5 separate regions of the Homo sapiens genome follow, and all the other regions are linked to region 1. Evidence: chromatin contacts called from ENCODE Hi-C or POLR2A ChIA-PET data. All regions are on one chromosome and are shown on one strand. The core of a region is the stretch at or near the end of the contact, and the rest is flanking DNA. Distances in the headings are between cores, read along the strand shown.

What was found. Hi-C counts contacts between places; a loop is a spot of excess contacts on that map. ChIA-PET counts read pairs that join two places held with the same protein, here RNA polymerase II (POLR2A). Pooled maps may share reads with other maps.
Region 2: a loop to region 1 is called in a map of CD8-positive, alpha-beta T cell, with 20 times the contacts of the local background. The contact joins the promoter of NECAP2 here to the promoter of ZBTB17 in region 1. A Hi-C loop is called at or near these places in 2 of 168 maps with a recorded cell type or tissue (CD8-positive, alpha-beta T cell and naive thymus-derived CD4-positive, alpha-beta T cell) and 8 of 50 pooled maps.
Region 3: a map of OCI-LY7 shows a loop between it and region 1 (4-fold over the local background). The contact joins the promoter of FBXO42 here to the promoter of ZBTB17 in region 1. A Hi-C loop is called at or near these places in 8 of 168 maps with a recorded cell type or tissue (B cell, CD4-positive, alpha-beta T cell, CD4-positive, alpha-beta memory T cell and 3 more), 19 of 37 single-sample maps with no recorded cell type and 19 of 50 pooled maps. POLR2A ChIA-PET finds 5 or more read pairs at or near these places in 8 of 52 experiments (GM10248, GM12878, OCI-LY7 and 5 more).
Region 4: a loop to region 1 is called in a pooled map, with 7 times the contacts of the local background. The contact joins the promoter of PLEKHM2 here to the promoter of ZBTB17 in region 1. A Hi-C loop is called at or near these places in 1 of 168 maps with a recorded cell type or tissue (B cell), 8 of 37 single-sample maps with no recorded cell type and 9 of 50 pooled maps. POLR2A ChIA-PET finds 5 or more read pairs at or near these places in 4 of 52 experiments (GM10248, GM12878, activated CD4-positive, alpha-beta T cell and 1 more).
Region 5: a map of CD8-positive, alpha-beta T cell shows a loop between it and region 1 (20-fold over the local background). The contact joins the promoter of CPLANE2 here to the promoter of ZBTB17 in region 1. A Hi-C loop is called at or near these places in 1 of 168 maps with a recorded cell type or tissue (CD8-positive, alpha-beta T cell), 2 of 37 single-sample maps with no recorded cell type and 7 of 50 pooled maps. POLR2A ChIA-PET finds 5 or more read pairs at or near these places in 1 of 52 experiments (naive thymus-derived CD8-positive, alpha-beta T cell).

Annotation. Positions count from the first base shown.
Region 1 is chr1:15,974,563-15,977,454 of GRCh38, forward strand. It overlaps ZBTB17 (zinc finger and BTB domain containing 17), which reads right to left and starts at 1,539. Exons shown (of 16, transcript NM_003443.3): 1 at 1,421-1,539. RefSeq lists enhancers at 403-512, 1,404-1,903 and silencers at 933-1,262, 1,303-1,402.
Region 2 is chr1:16,439,265-16,442,156 of GRCh38, forward strand. NECAP2 (NECAP endocytosis associated 2) reads left to right here and starts at 1,460. Exons shown (of 8, transcript NM_018090.5): 1 at 1,460-1,589. The coding sequence starts at 1,498.
Region 3 is chr1:16,350,950-16,353,841 of GRCh38, forward strand. It overlaps FBXO42 (F-box protein 42), which reads right to left and starts at 1,531. Exons shown (of 10, transcript NM_018994.3): 1 at 1,306-1,531. RefSeq lists an enhancer at 796-1,570.
Region 4 is chr1:15,682,843-15,685,734 of GRCh38, forward strand. It overlaps PLEKHM2 (pleckstrin homology and RUN domain containing M2), which reads left to right and starts at 1,478. Exons shown (of 20, transcript NM_015164.4): 1 at 1,478-1,776. The coding sequence starts at 1,717. RefSeq lists silencers at 1,332-1,411, 1,502-1,581, 2,102-2,171 and an enhancer at 2,402-2,461.
Region 5 is chr1:16,235,739-16,238,630 of GRCh38, forward strand. CPLANE2 (ciliogenesis and planar polarity effector complex subunit 2) reads right to left here and starts at 1,445. Exons shown (of 5, transcript NM_030907.4): 1 at 893-1,445. The coding sequence starts at 1,004. RefSeq lists an enhancer at 938-1,482 and a silencer at 1,323-1,502.

The DNA of each region.
Region 1 (2,892 bases), core at 289-2,788:
TTGCTGCTGCTTTTTTTTTTTTTCTTTTTTGAGACGGAATCTCGCTCTGTCGCCCAGGCTGGAGTGCAGTGGCGCCGTTTCGGCTCACTGCAACCTCCGCCTCCTGCGTTCGAGCGATTCTCATACCTCAGCCTCCTGAGCAGCTGGGACTACAGGCGCGCGCAAGCACGACCGGCTAATTTTTGTATTTTTAGTAGAGACGGGGGTTTCACCATATTGGCCAGGCTGGTCTCGAACTCCTGACCTCAAGTGATCTGCCCGCCTGGGCCTCCCAAAGTGCTGAGATTACAAGCGTGAGACAACGAGCCCGGCCCAGTCTGCTTCTTTATTTAGCCTGATCTCTCTCTCCTCTCTCTACGAAGATGAGTTTTCTCACAAACTACACCCTTAACTGGGAATACCCGTTTTCCTGCCTCACTCCGCTGAGCTTCCCTTAGATCTTAGCTTTCTGGGGGACAGAAGCCTCCCGGGATTCCCCCTAGGCTGAGTGATGTGTCTCTACTCCGTGCTTCAGAGGAAGGAGGGCTTTCTGCCCTCGCAGCAGTATCAGAATTGCTGATTTACCTGTATGTCTCCCACATGGGTCTCTGAGCTCTGGGTGACAATGGTGATACAATTAATAACAGCAACAAACACACAGCATTTACTTTGTACCCATAAGTGTTCTAGGAGCCTCATTTCCCCTTTATTACAATCTTAGGAGGCTGATTTTATTATCATCTCTGCTTAAAGGATGAATAAACCCAGGCAGAGAGAAAAAGCCAAAAGTGCCTAAGGTCACAGCAGGGAATGGGGATTCAAACCCCGCTGCTGGGCTCCACGGTTCACACTCCTAACTCCAGGATCGAGGATCCTGGAGGATCGAGTCCGCCCGCATCACTCGCTCTAGCTTCACCATCTATCAGGTGCTGAACCACCGTCCGCAGTACGAATGAATGAATGAAATGCTTTTATACAGGGACAGCGTCGGCCTCCTCTGTCAGCTCCTCCTAGGCCCGGGCAGCCCCGCTCCCTCCCGCCCCGGCCGGCCGACAGGAGCTGCCCCGGCACTGCGCTCCCTCGCGGCCGCAGAACGCCCACCCTCGACAGCGCGCGGGGTCAAGGGGCGGTGACAGCCGTGCGGCGGGGGCGGAGATGCTACCAGCTGGGGTGTCATCCAGCCCGGGAGGTGACACGCGCCCCCTCGCCCGGGCGGTCGCCTGGCCGCCCACTCCCCGCCAGCACGCCCGGCGACGCCCCCCGCCCCGCCACCCCACAATCTCCCGCCCAGCGGTGTCCCCTCAGCCCCGGTTGGCGTCCCATTCCACTTCCCTCCCCTCCCCCACACAACCGTCACCGGCGTCCCACCGCGCCCCATCCTCCGCCGCCTCCGCCCCGGCTCCCGGGACTTCCCCGGCCCCGGGCGATTGTTGACACTCACCTGCCATGTCCCGGACCCCACCGCAGAGGGAGGTGCATCACGGCCGCGAGAAGGCCGGGGACGGCACTCCAGAGCAGACAAAGGGCGCCGCCATGTTAGAGTCGGGCGGAACCGACCTCGCAGGCTTCCCGGCTGCAACTTCCGGCGCATGCGCAGCGTCCTCGCTAGGAGAGCGCCCATAGACAGACGCATGCGCCTAGCTATCCAAAAGTTCCACCTTACAGTACTTCGGCGCTCAGAGTTGTCCTCATTGTACCCCTGCCTTGGTTTCTCTTCCAAATATAACAGTAACATCATGTGTTCAGCTCTTACTGTGTGCCAGGCACTGTGTTAAGCGCTTTACATGCATTATCTCTTTAAATCCTCACACCAATTATAAGATAGTATTATTCTCCTAATTTTAAAAAAGGGAAAACAGACTCAAAAAGTGTAAATCAATGTCCATGGTCACATATCTTGTAAGTGGTGGACCGGAGATATGAATCTACTTGTGGCTTCAAAGCTGCAGATCCCAGTTGTGTTTTTCTACCTTCTAAACCGAACATTATCCCCTTCCCTGATTGTCTTGGACGTGAATAAAGGTGTCTGAAAACAAAAGTGTCTGCAGACTTGCATGGCCCCTCCGTGGCCCCTCTTCTACCTTTTTGGTAGCTCTAGGCCACTGACTTCTCCACTTTCTCACAGTCTGAGGGCTTTCTCCTTTGTTTACTTCTAGGCCTGCATATTTTCCATAATCTATAATTTTAACAACACTCTTGCCACTACTGTAAGCTCTTTTGCCCCCTTGCCTTTTTGTCACATGGATTTGGTAAGAATACCAACGCTGTGTGAATCCAAATGCACCTTTTCTCTTTGTTAGCTCCCAAACAGCCAAGCACAGCTGAAGAAAGTATGCAGTGGGGAGACTGTTCCCTAGAGATTCATGTCCACTAGCCTTCAGTGGGATGCAACATATGCCAATCTGGCAACTCACTCCTGTCTTCACAATGGCTAGAGAAACAAAAAAGCCCAGCAGTTGACTTCACCCCTTCTTGTCTTTAGGTTTTTTTTTTTTTTTTGGAGACAGAGTCTCACTCTGTCTTCCAGGCTGGAGTGCAGTGGCGCTGTCTCGGTTCACTGCAAGCTCCGCCTCCCGGGTTCACGCCATTCTCCTGTCTCAGCCTCCAGAGTAGCTGGGACTACAGGCGCCCGCCACAACACCTGGCTAATTTTTTGTATTTTTAGTAGAGACGGGGTTTCACCATGTTAGCCAGGATGGTCTCGATCTTCTGACCTCGTGATCCACCTGCCTCAGCCTCCCAAAGTGCTGGGATTACAGGCGTGAGCCGCCGTGCCCGGCCGTCTTTCTTTTCTTTCTTTTTTTTTTTTTTAGATGGGGTCTCGCTATGTTGCCCGGCTGGACTGAAACCCCTAGGCTTAAGCATCCCATTTCAACCTCCCCAGTAGCTGAGACTACAGGCATGTGCACCCAC
Region 2 (2,892 bases), core at 210-2,709, 460 kb after region 1:
CTATAATAAAAAGCTTATAAAAAATGAGTAGAAATGGCCAGTCGTGGTGGCTCACGCCTGTAATCCCAGCACTTGGGAGGCCGAAGTGGGCGGATCACTTGAGGTCAGGAGTTCAAGATCAGCTTGGCCAACCAGATGAAACCCCCGTCTCTACCAAAAAAATACAAAAACTAGCCAGGCTTGGTGGTGGGTGCCTGTAATCCCAGCTACTCGGGAGGCTGAGGCAGGAGAATCGCTTGAACCCGGGAGGTGGAGGTTGCAGTGAGCCGAGATTGCACCACTGCACTCCAGCCTGGGCGGCAGAGTGAGACTTTGTCTGAAGAAAAAAAAAAAAAAAAGTAAAAAGGAGAAGGAGAGTGAGAGAGAAAAGGAAAGAAGGGGTGGGGAAAGTTTGGGGTATTCAGTGAATCAGAAGTTTGGGATCAGCTTCACCCCCACATAGGGGCTGGCACATTGCAGGCACTCAACTCAATGAGAGAATGGTAGGGAAGGAGGGATTTTGAGAATTTGGCTAGGGTAGACATTGTATCTCCCAGAATATTCTGGGAGAAATCGAAGTTAAGACTGGAATTCTTCTTCTTCTTTTTTTTTTTTTTTGAGACAGAGTCCCGCTCTGTCACCCAGGCTGAGGTGCAGTGGCACAATTTCAGCTCACTGCAACTTCCGCATTCCGGGTTCAAGCGATTCTAGTGCCTCAGTCTCCCAACTAGCTAGGACTACAGACACACGCCACCAAGCCCGGCTAATTTTTGTATTTTTAGTAGAGACGGGGTTTCACCATGTTGGCCAGGCTGGTCTCGAACTCCTGACCTCAGGTGATCCGCCCGCCTCAGCCTCCCAAAGTGCTGGGATTACAGGCGTGAGCTACCAAGCCCGGCCTGGAATTCTTCTTAAATTACTTGTGTTACTAAACTTTACTTCTTTGAATACAACTCGTTGTTGAGGTTTGGCCACACGGGGCCCTGAGCATATAAGTGGGTTCCCCTAGGGGAAGCATGGAGGGTGGTAGGGTAATGGCATCTATTTAGTCTGGTGGGTCAGGTGCCAGCTGAGCCTTACAGTCAGGAGAGGGAAGGATATTCAGGCAGAGGAGGCGCCGAGGCAAAGGCTGGAGGACAGAGATACTGCAGGGTGGGCTACAGCTTTGCCTCTCGGTCAACTGGGCCCCAGGCCTAAGAAACTGAAGCGATGGGGATGATCCACACCCAGACCACGGGTTACAGAGGGGTCTGTCCATGGCGGGCGCAGGGCGCTTTCTTTGCGTCGGAGGGTGTCTGGAGGGAAGGAGAAGCCTCTGGAGGGAGGGAGAAGCCTCCGGAGGTCGCCCGCCACGTGTCTTGAGCCGGGTTTCCAGCAGAGGGCGCACAAACGAGGCGGTGCTGAGGCCCGCGAGCTGCCGCTCTAGCCGAAACCTGGTCAGAGAGTCGCACCGCTTCCGTCCGTCGGACAGAGGAACGGTGGAAGTCGCCGGAAGTTCGGTGGGCTCCAGGCGTCGCGATGGAGGAGAGCGGGTACGAGTCGGTGCTCTGTGTCAAGCCTGACGTCCACGTCTACCGCATCCCTCCGCGGGCTACCAACCGTGGCTACAGGTGACTACCCACCGCCAGACCAGGCTAGCTCCAATTTAACCCTTTCTCCGCCACCCGGACACACCCACTGCGGGAACCGAGGACAGCCCTGGCCAGTTTTGGGGCGAGGGGGAGCTAATGCTGCTGCTTCTTCCAGTTCCAGGCCCGAGCAGGGAGGTGGATCCAGAGTTTCGCCCGTCTCAGTTCGACGCACGGGACTCCTGGCGGCGGGGAGGGCGTTAAAGCCGTATCTAGCGCTTAGGGACCCCGGTGGGCTGCCGGGTACCCTAAACTTGGTCGGGGGTGGTGATGTCACAGACGCTTCTCTTTCAGCGCTAACCGGTGGCCTTGAAGGGATCCTCGAAAAGCCTTAAGCGGGGAGGTGCCCTATCACAGACGGAAATCCCCGAGAGGAGGGGAGGGAGCCCAGAGCCGGCTGAAAGGACCGGTCCCGGGGAGCTTTAAGGTGACGGTCGAAGCCCAGGGACCCCTTCCTACCCAGATCCCTTCGCACGAATTTCACCCTTGATCACAGCCTGGAGCAGTTGGGAGGACCCCTTCTATATTTCTCTGGTCTCTACCTGAGACGAATAAACACACACGCTTGTAAACATACTGAGTATCTCTGCAAAGGAACACAGGAAACTGCCCTAGGGGAGGGGAACCGCCCTTGGAAGGAAACTTCCTTTCCCTTTTGTGCTGTTTGCGTTTTACTACTCTTTGTATGCGTTATCTATCAAAACGACGAAAAATATTAAAAGAAAAAAGATACACTTCATACAGACAACCTGGCCTATGGCTATTTTGTGCCACTGAGTGGTGGTGGGGAGTGCTCGTATTTGCGGGGGCCTGGGTGGCTCTTGAAGGCGATGGTTGTCCAAGTTTTTCGGAAATACAGGATTGGTCTGCACCCCAAGAATGATGGAACGTCCACATTTCCTCTTGTTACTTTCCAGTTGTGTTACCGTGGGCTCATAGCTGATCTTATGGTGAAAAGATGCGTTAGTGAACATTACATTCATGACATATTTTAAAATAGTATAAAAACAAAAACAACAATAACCAAAATACATTTGTTTTCTGTCATCAAACTGTGGTTGGACCATCAAACCATTGATGGTCGTCTAGCCCCATCTCCTGTTGGGTCTTTTTTTTTTTTTTTTGAGACAGAGTTTCCCTCTTGTTGTCCAGGCTAGAGTGCAATGGTGCGATCTCGGCTCACTGCAACCTCCGCCTCCCGGATTCAAGCGATTCTCCTGCCTCAGCCTCCCGAGTAGCTGGGATTACAGCCATACACCACCACACCCGACTAATTTTGTGTTTT
Region 3 (2,892 bases), core at 281-2,780, 380 kb after region 1:
TAGAAAAGACACCCAATCAGATTACACACGTGAATACACTCAAAGTTAGCAATTTAACACAGCATCACTAATGGCCATAAGATATACAGACTTAATTCTAAATATTCAATTCTAAATGATGGTACTTCCCCCAAATTTTCCTTGCCTCTTTAAATCCATGATGTCATCATTCTTAAGCAGAAGTAAAGCCAATTTGTTACAAAAGATATTTTGGTGTGTCCAAGCAAAAGCAATCGCCTCAACAATTCTGCATAGCACAAGTTCAGTGAAGCCATCATTCCTCAAGAAAGAGACCACAAGGCTTCAAACCGACTTCCCTACATGACAGAAACACAATCGAAGTCTCCCAATTAGCATTTAAACAGCAATAAAAGTTGTTCTCAAAAAGGAACAACATAGTTTCAACGTCGGGGCCAGCAACTGCCAGCAAGTAAAACTGGTAATGTGTCAGAATCTTCATCTAGATCGATCAGAATCCCACCACAGAAAAATCCAGACTCTGGCAATTAAGAAATGAGGCTTTTATTTTCCTAACAGAAATCGGGAGATTTAACAGACAAAGCAATTGGTTATTCTGAATCTTAACAAACCGAAGGTTTCAAACGAACTCAGCGCTGAAGTTACTCTGCAGCGACCATCAAGATCTCACAATCGTTTTCTCTTCGCTTACAAATTCGTTCCCACCCTCCACCGTTCCCTTTGCACACACAATTCTCGCCAAGAGAAGCCTTCCACAGTCACAGCATGGATTGCTGTCTCAAGCAAGGAGATCCGCAGTTCCCATTTCTCTAAGGGAACACTCAACAAGCTAGGGGATAGGAAAGGCCTTTTGTGTTTTATTTAACGTAAACCAATTCCAAAATTATCCCTTTGCAGCTGCAGGTTCAGAGATGCTAGCCCCCAGCCGCAGCCCCAATTTTGATGGGCACCCGACCCCCGACTCCTCTCTCGCAAAGGAGTGAAATGTTCGGAGGAGCGATGAAAGATTACCTGACACCCTAAAGCCATCCTTGCCCGGGCCACACACCCCTTCACTGCCCGGGTGAGGGGACGAGAACCACCCTGCTGAGGAGAGGGGGTGGGTTCGCTCCCAACCCAAGGGCTGGCTGGAAAGGAGCTGTCCTCCTCCTCGCCTCACTCGAGGACGGCGATAGCAAGTCACCCTGCCCAACCAGGACCGACCCCCGCGTGGGATACGGGGCCTGCGTCAGACCCCGGGCGCCCGCTGCCCCTTGCCAGTCCCGGGCATAAAGGGCAGAAGGCGCCGGCTCCCCTCTGCGGCCCGGGGAGGAGGAGAGGCCTCACCTGGCCCAGCCCGCTCCACGCTCTCGGGTTCGCTCCGCTGGCGACGGTAATGAGGGAGCCAGGGACAGGGCCAGAGCAGAGGCGCTCTGCCTCAGGCCGCGACAGCCGTGCTCGGGGCTCCTCACAGCTGGCGGGACCCCGAGCCGCCCGGAGCCGCCATCTTCCTCCACTCAAACGCCGCCGCCGCCGCAGCTGCTGCTGCTCAGGCCGGGAGAAGACAGCGCAGAGCGCGCATGCGCCGGGGCGGGCGCGGCGGACGCGCGCGCACTCACGTCAGCGCGGCGGGATGGCGAGGGGCGGCCAGGGGGCGGCGCAGTGTTGAGAAAGGCCGTGGTCACAGGCCGAGGTTCTGTGGAGGGTGGAATGCGCTCGGGGGAGCTAGGCCTCCGCACCCGCCTTCGCCGCGTCTCTAGCGTCGACCTGATAGCCGCACCCACCCTCCGCTGCACTGTCTGGGGCAACTGGGTGGTTTTCCCGGTGGTTTGAGACTAACATTTAGCCAGGAATTAACTCACTTCTACCCCGAGGGCCCGATGAGCAGAGAGGGCTGTGGCGGATGTGAGTGCTCTTGGATATCGCCAAGGGGAGGGAAACTGTGCTTGAGGTGTGCAGGAGAAGTCTTCCCTTAACCGTAGCCTCGTAGCAACCACTGTGAGTTCTTACTAGCTCCACTTTTCAGATGAGGAAACTGAGGCACAGAAAACGATCACTTATTTGCCCGGAGTCACACACCTATCAGTGGAGGTGGGGCGGCGCGGGAAAGAGGATTTAAACTCAGGCTTGTCTGGTTCCCAAGCTCCTTTACTTCCTACTAGCTAGGTTATAGGATCCAGCAAAGTCCCCCTTCTCAAGGGAGCAACCTGGTGTGTAGGTGAGAACCTTCATGAGCCCAGCCCTACAGCATGTGGTCTAAGGAAATGCCAGATACAGAGTCAAAGGCTTCAGTCTAAACTCTGTAAGCCAAAAAAACAAAACAAAACAAAACAAAAAACTAAGCCCCCACCCCCCCCCCAACACCAAACCATCTGAACGGACTTCCTCCTAGGCCAGGGCAGTCTAAAATGTAACCAACCTGAGAGACTGGTTCAGGCCATGACGGGAAGCAGGACATGAGACATGCCTCATTACATCCTTCAGCATTGACATCAACACAACAGACCTTAAGACTGGTAAGAAACATTTACAATCTGTTCTCTCTGGAGCCCACCTGCCACTTGGAGGCTTCACGTGCGTGATAAAACTTTGGTGTCCACAATCCCTTATCATAACCCAGACATTCATTTCTATTGATAATAACTTTTTTTTTTTTGAGACAGGGTCTAACTCTGTTGCCCAGGCTGGAGTCCAGTGATGAGTTCTTGGTTCGCTGCAACCTCTGTCTTTCAGGCTCAAGCTATCCTCCTACCTTAGCCTCCTGAGTAACTGGGACTACAGGCGGGCACCACCATGCCTGGCTAATTTTTCCATTTTTTTTGTAGACACAGGGTTTCGCCATGTTGTCCACTCTCATCTCAAACTCCTGAGCTCAAGTAATCCACTTGCCTCGGCCTCCCAAAATGCTTGGATTACAGGCGTGTGCCACCGCAC
Region 4 (2,892 bases), core at 228-2,727, 290 kb before region 1:
GTGTCTGAGAATAAAAAGGAGGGACTAATCTATGTGTCAGGATATATTTATTTGGGAACTTAAGGAGGGAAGAGAGCCAGGTAGGAGACTGACACCTCTAAGTGCAGGGGCTTTATGAGATGGTGGATTTGAGGAGGGTGTGTGGGAAGAGAGTTGTTACGGTGGGTTTCAGGGGCTGAGGGAGTTGAGGCCCTTGGGATACGTGGGGCTGAAGAAGAGGGATAAGGATAAGGAGTGGGAATGGGGCATTGGGGCTGAAGGTGAGGAGGGTGTGTTTTGGGGGTGGGGAGGAACACCAGGGACCTCAAATGTAGGACTGGGCCTTGAGGGTGAGGCACTGAGGAGGGGAGGCTGTGGAGGGCCAGGGGGCCCAGGGAGGGTCTAGGGCTGGGGACTGGAGTCTAGGCTGACCCGGTGGGGGTGCTGGGTCCTCCAGGCTGCGAAAGCCAGGGGGCCTGGGTCTGCACATTGAGGGGGTGGCTGGGCTAAGGAAGGGGAGGAAGATAAGTGGGGCTTGCAGGCTAAGAGGGTCTTGGGGTCCCTGGCCAGAGTTAGTGGGGTGCACTGGGGTCTCCAAGGAGGGGTCTGTGGACTAAAGAGGGCCGGCGGGAGGGGGCCCAGGGTCTGTGGGTGTCTCGAGTCTCTGAGGAGGGCCGGGGTCTCAGGGTCTGTGGGGGTCTCTGGCCTGTGGGGTCGGAGTCTCCAGAGTCCTTGGGGCCTGTGGGAGTCTCTGGGGTTTTGTGGGGGGATCCTGTGGGCTGAGGAGGGCTGTGGGGAGGGTCTCAGGGTCTCTGGGGAGGGCCAGTGCCTCGGGGTCTTTGGGGGTCTCTGAGGAGGGCTGGGGGCCCAGGGTCTGTGGGGGTCCCCAGCAGGTGGGGTTGGGGTCTCCGGAGTCCCTGGAGTCTGAGGGTGTCTCTGAGGTCCCAGGGGGGAGTCTATGGCCTGAGGGCTGAGGGGGAGGGTCTCCAGGGTCTCTGAGGAGGGCCGGTGTCCCGGGCAGGCGGGGTCGGGGTCTCCGGAGTTCCTGGGGTCTGAGGGTGTCTCTGGGGTCCCTGAGGGAATCTGTGGGCTGACGAGGCCTGGGGGAGGGTCTCCGAGGAGGGCCGGGGTCCCAGGGTCTGTGGGGGTCTCTGGCAGGCGGGGTCGGGGTGTCCGGAGTCCCTGGGGTCTGAGGGTGTCTCTGGGGTCCCTGAAGGAATCTGTGGGCTGAGGAGGGCTTGGGGAGGGTCTCTGAGGAGCCCCGAGGTCCCCGGCAGGCGGGGTCGAGGTCTCTGGCGTCCCTGGGGTCTGAGGGTGTCTCTGGGGTGCCGGGGAGAGTCTGTGACTTGAGGAGGGCTGGGGGCGGGTCTCGGGGTCTCTGGGGAGGGCCGCGGCCAAGGGTCTGTGCGGGTCTCCGGGTCCCCGGAGTCCCCAGGCGCAGGCGGGCCCTGGCGCCGCCCCGCCTGACATCAGTTCCTGCCGCCGCCGCCGCCGCGGCGCACAGCCCGCGGCCTCCTTCCCCGCCGGCCGCGCTCCGGAGCCTCCGGGCCGCGGTGGAGCGAGGGCCCAGGCGAGGCGAGGGCCGGGCGGCGGGCGCCGGGCCCCGCGGCCGGCACGACGGAGCCCCCGTACGGCCGGCGGCAGCGGTTGGCGGCGGCCCCCGGCCCCCGGCGCGGGAAGCGGCGGCGGGGCGGCGGCGGCGGTGGCGGTGGCGGTGGCGGCGACGGTGGCAGCGCCATGGAGCCGGGGGAGGTGAAGGACCGGATCCTGGAGAACATCTCGCTGTCGGTGAAGAAGGTGAGCGCGGCCTCCCTCCCGGCCGGGGCCCCTTCCTCGCCGCGCCCCCCACGCCCTCCGGCGGCGCTCTCCCGGGCCGGGGCCCCCCGCCCTTCCCCTCCGCGACCCGGGGGGCGACGAGCGGCCGGGAGCCCCGGGCCGGTAGAGGGGAAGCGGCGCCGCTCACGTGAGCGCCGCGGCCTCGGAGCTATTTTTAAAGAACAAAGTTGAGGTCAGCATCCTCGGAGCTTCCCCAAACCTGGCCCGGGGCCCTGCCCTCCCGGAGAGGGGTCAGCGACCCTCCGGTCCCCCACTGGGGCAGCGGCGCCCCCGGGAGCTCCTGAAGGAACCCCATGCAGCCTCCTGTGGAATCCGCTGCATCCCCGGGTCCCCCCGCCAGGCTGGCGTCGCCCAGGGTCTGGCAGTCAGGGTGGAGGCCAGTGATAAGCAACTTCACTTTCCCATGGCCTGGGTCCCGGCGACATTGCCTCTGCTCCTGGGAAGTCCCCTGAATAATCTTGCTCAAGGATGGTAGCTTTGAAGAGGTTCACTAGGGGCTTTGATTATAAGAACCTGAAGTACATGGGGATTGCATTTTGGATGCTGATCCGGGGAACCGGGTGACACCACAGACACCTTGCTGTGGGGCTTGCCGCAGTAAACATCACTGTCCCAATTCCAGGTAGAAATGAGTACATACCTGTCAAGGGCATGTATTTGTGATGAAGTTGGCATATCCGCAAAAGGGTCCGTGCTAGAAGGTAGAATCCATATTCTGACGTTTTTGGGCTGGATATAAAAATAATAATAATAAATTTAAAAGAATCCATATTCACTGAAAACCTAAATGGCCAAATCAGAATGGATTTTTCTCTCTCTCTCCCTCTCTGTGTGTGTGTTTGTGTAATTTGAATTCCTGGCTCACCAGATAGTCTCAGAAACTGAAAAAAAAAAAAAAAAAAAGAAAGAAAGAAAGAAAAAAGAGAAAGAAAATGGCTTGGGTGAGGGACTCAGCAGCTTATTTTACTTGAAGAAGCAAAATGGATAGAATTAATTAGATCAACCATCATATTTAAATAATTGTCTGTTTTCCCACTGAGATTCCTCAAAAGCAACACAGGCAAGCTATTTTACCTT
Region 5 (2,892 bases), core at 195-2,694, 260 kb after region 1:
GGCTCGATCTAGGGTTGCTGCAACCTCTGCCTTCTGTGTTCAAGCGATTCTCCTGCCTCAGCCTCCCAAGTAGCTGGGATTACAGGTGCCCGCCACCACGTCCGGCTAATTTTTGTATTTTTAGTAAAGATGGGGTTTCGCCATGTTGGCCAGGCTGGTCTTGAACTCCTGACCTCAGGTGATTTGCCCACCTCGGCCTCCCAAAGTGCTGGGATTACAGGCCACTGCGCCCAGCCTTCTAGAGGGTCATTTTTTGAATTTAATATAATTTCTTTTAAAAAAACAAACAAACAGTTGACTTATTCACAAATTTTGGTTCTAGCTATCTCACTCTCTGGTCTTAAGTCTTCTGGCACCTTGCTTCTCCTGGCCAGAGCTGGGCTCCACAGCTGATTCCAGGCACCTCTGCCGGCCTGACAGCTGGGCCCTGCCTGGGTGAGTCAGTTTCACCATGGGGAACACCAGCGTCTCATCCCAGAGACAGCAGGACATGGAAGAGGCTCACCTCTATTTATTGGGGTGTGATCTTAGCCAAGTCTGTACCATGTGCTGTTGAGAGGTTAAATGGGCGTGCACTGTGTAACGTGCCCAACAGAGGGCCTGGCACCAGGGGAGTGCTCAATCAACTGCATCTCTGGTGACAGTGGTTGCTGGCAAGGTTTCTGCTGTTTCCATGTTCCTGGCTCTGACGATGGAATTAGCTCTAAGGAGATTTAGGTGTGGGGGTCCCAGAGCTAGGGCTTTCAGTCCCCCAGGCTGAAGACTGCTGAAGACTGCAGTGGAGCAGGCCCTCACTGCCCTGCCTCTCTGCTCTCCTCAGGGAGCAACAGGTGACACTCTTCTCCCCAGGGAAAGACAAGTGGCGGGCTAGAGGAAAGGGGGAGGCACTTACCAAACACCCGCCGGCGGTTCTTGCGCAGAATGCAAGCCAGGTACTCCTTGCCCTCGGCACTCTCGTGCCAGTTTGGGACAACCACCGAACCGGGCACGGGAGGTCTGGCCATGGCTGGGCACCGCGACGGGGTAGGGAGGTGACAGAATGCTGAGAGCAGGGAGTGGGAAGGGGAGTGACAGTACCAAGCCGGGCCTGTGATCCCTCTTAACTGCCCTCTGACTCTCCCGGGGGGCCCCAGAAAGTGCAGTCCCTCAGCCGCCTCTCTCCTTCGCAATGCTCCCTGGGGATAGTCATCCCATTACTGCCCATGGAGGGTATTCACACAGCCCCTCTCCCCTTGTCACCTCCGGGGGTCAGACAGCCCCGCTTCTCCTCTACCTTCTAGATCCCGACTCCCAGGGCTACCTAGCCCTCCCCGTCAGCAGTCCCGGCGGCGAACCGACCTGGGTGCCGAAGGCCCCTTTAAACGCCCACCCGCACTCCCGCCGCCCCAGCCCGCCGGGCCCACTTCCGCCCCGCCTGCGTCCGCCTTCTGCGCGTGCTGGCAGCTCCGGCGCAGGTGCGCGCGGCGCATGTGCGGAGGTTGTTGCCATGGAGACGCCGGAGGTTGGGTTGGGCGGGTTCCGGGAGGCGTTCGTCCCTCCTACAACGTCCGCAGCCTGCGCCGCGCGGTGGCTCTGGACTAGGCCTTTTCCTCTGGGTTGTGGATCCTCTTCTCTATGACTCCGTCCGATCCCTAGTCTTTCTTCCAAAACATCATGAAACCCCCCCTCCAGGAGCCTTTCATGCTTCTCTGTGTCTCAGTTTCCTCTTCTATAACGTGGACGTAACATGTTATTCCCTCCATAGCAGTGCTCCATATGTTTAGTTATGATTGTTGCTATTATTAATATTATTGCTCTATTAATCCTGCTTGGCAGGACCTCTAGATGACTTAAACATCTCTGGCTTCACTGATGGGGACACACACCAGCTCAGAGAGGTCAAGGGACTTGGCTCAAGTTTTAAAAAATGAGTCAGAGGCCCGCTGGATTGTATTTTTCATTCATTCATTCATTCAACAAATACTGAGCACCTAGCTGGGAATACAGTGGCCAACAAGAAGTCCCTGCTCTCCTGGAGCTGACTTTTCAGCTCTGAAACTCTGAGCTCCTCTCCACCGTTCCAGCACTGGACACCAGGCCTGTTACCCAGAAGGTGGGTGCTCAGTAAATGCCCACTGGTTGGAAAGAGTGCAGGTGGGTCATTACTGAGAGTTTGTCTATTACATTTAATTTTTACCATTATCTTTCCGCAATGCCTTCAAGTAGGGCAAATCACTGTTTTGAAAGGAATAATTTAGGAGTTAAGCTTTACCTAAGGCCACCCAAGTGCCAGACAGTGGGGACTTTACAGGGGTCACCTGATTTAATTCTATAAACAAACCTGTGTAAATAGTATTACCCTCTTGTACTGACGAAGACTCTCAGAAACATAACGTGACTTGTCTGAGGTCACACCGCACAGCTAGTCAGTGTGAAACCGACTCAGAACCCACAGCTGGCTGGGTGTGGTGGCTCACGCCTGTAATCCCAGCACTTTGGGAAGCTGAGGCGGGCAGATTGCTTAAGCTCAGGAGTTTGAGACCAACCTGGGCAACATAGTAAGACCCTGCCTCTACAAAAAAAAAAATACAAAAATTAGCCGGGCACAGTAGTGCACGCCTGTAGTCCCAGCTACTTGGAGGCTGAGATGAGAGGATTGCTTGAGCCCGGGAAATGGAGGTTGCAGTGAGCCGAGATCATGCCACTGCACTTCAGCCTGAGTGACAGAGCTAGGCCCTGTCAAAAAAAAAAAAAAAAAAAAAAAAAGAACCCACACTTACCTGACTCTAAAGTACTTATCTGTTCTGCCAGTTTGGGTTTTGTGTTTTTAAAACTTTGCCCCTAGCCACTAGGAGGGCTGTTCCTAGGGAAGCAGAAAGCAGCCAGAGGACTACGAACTCACAGATTTTTAAG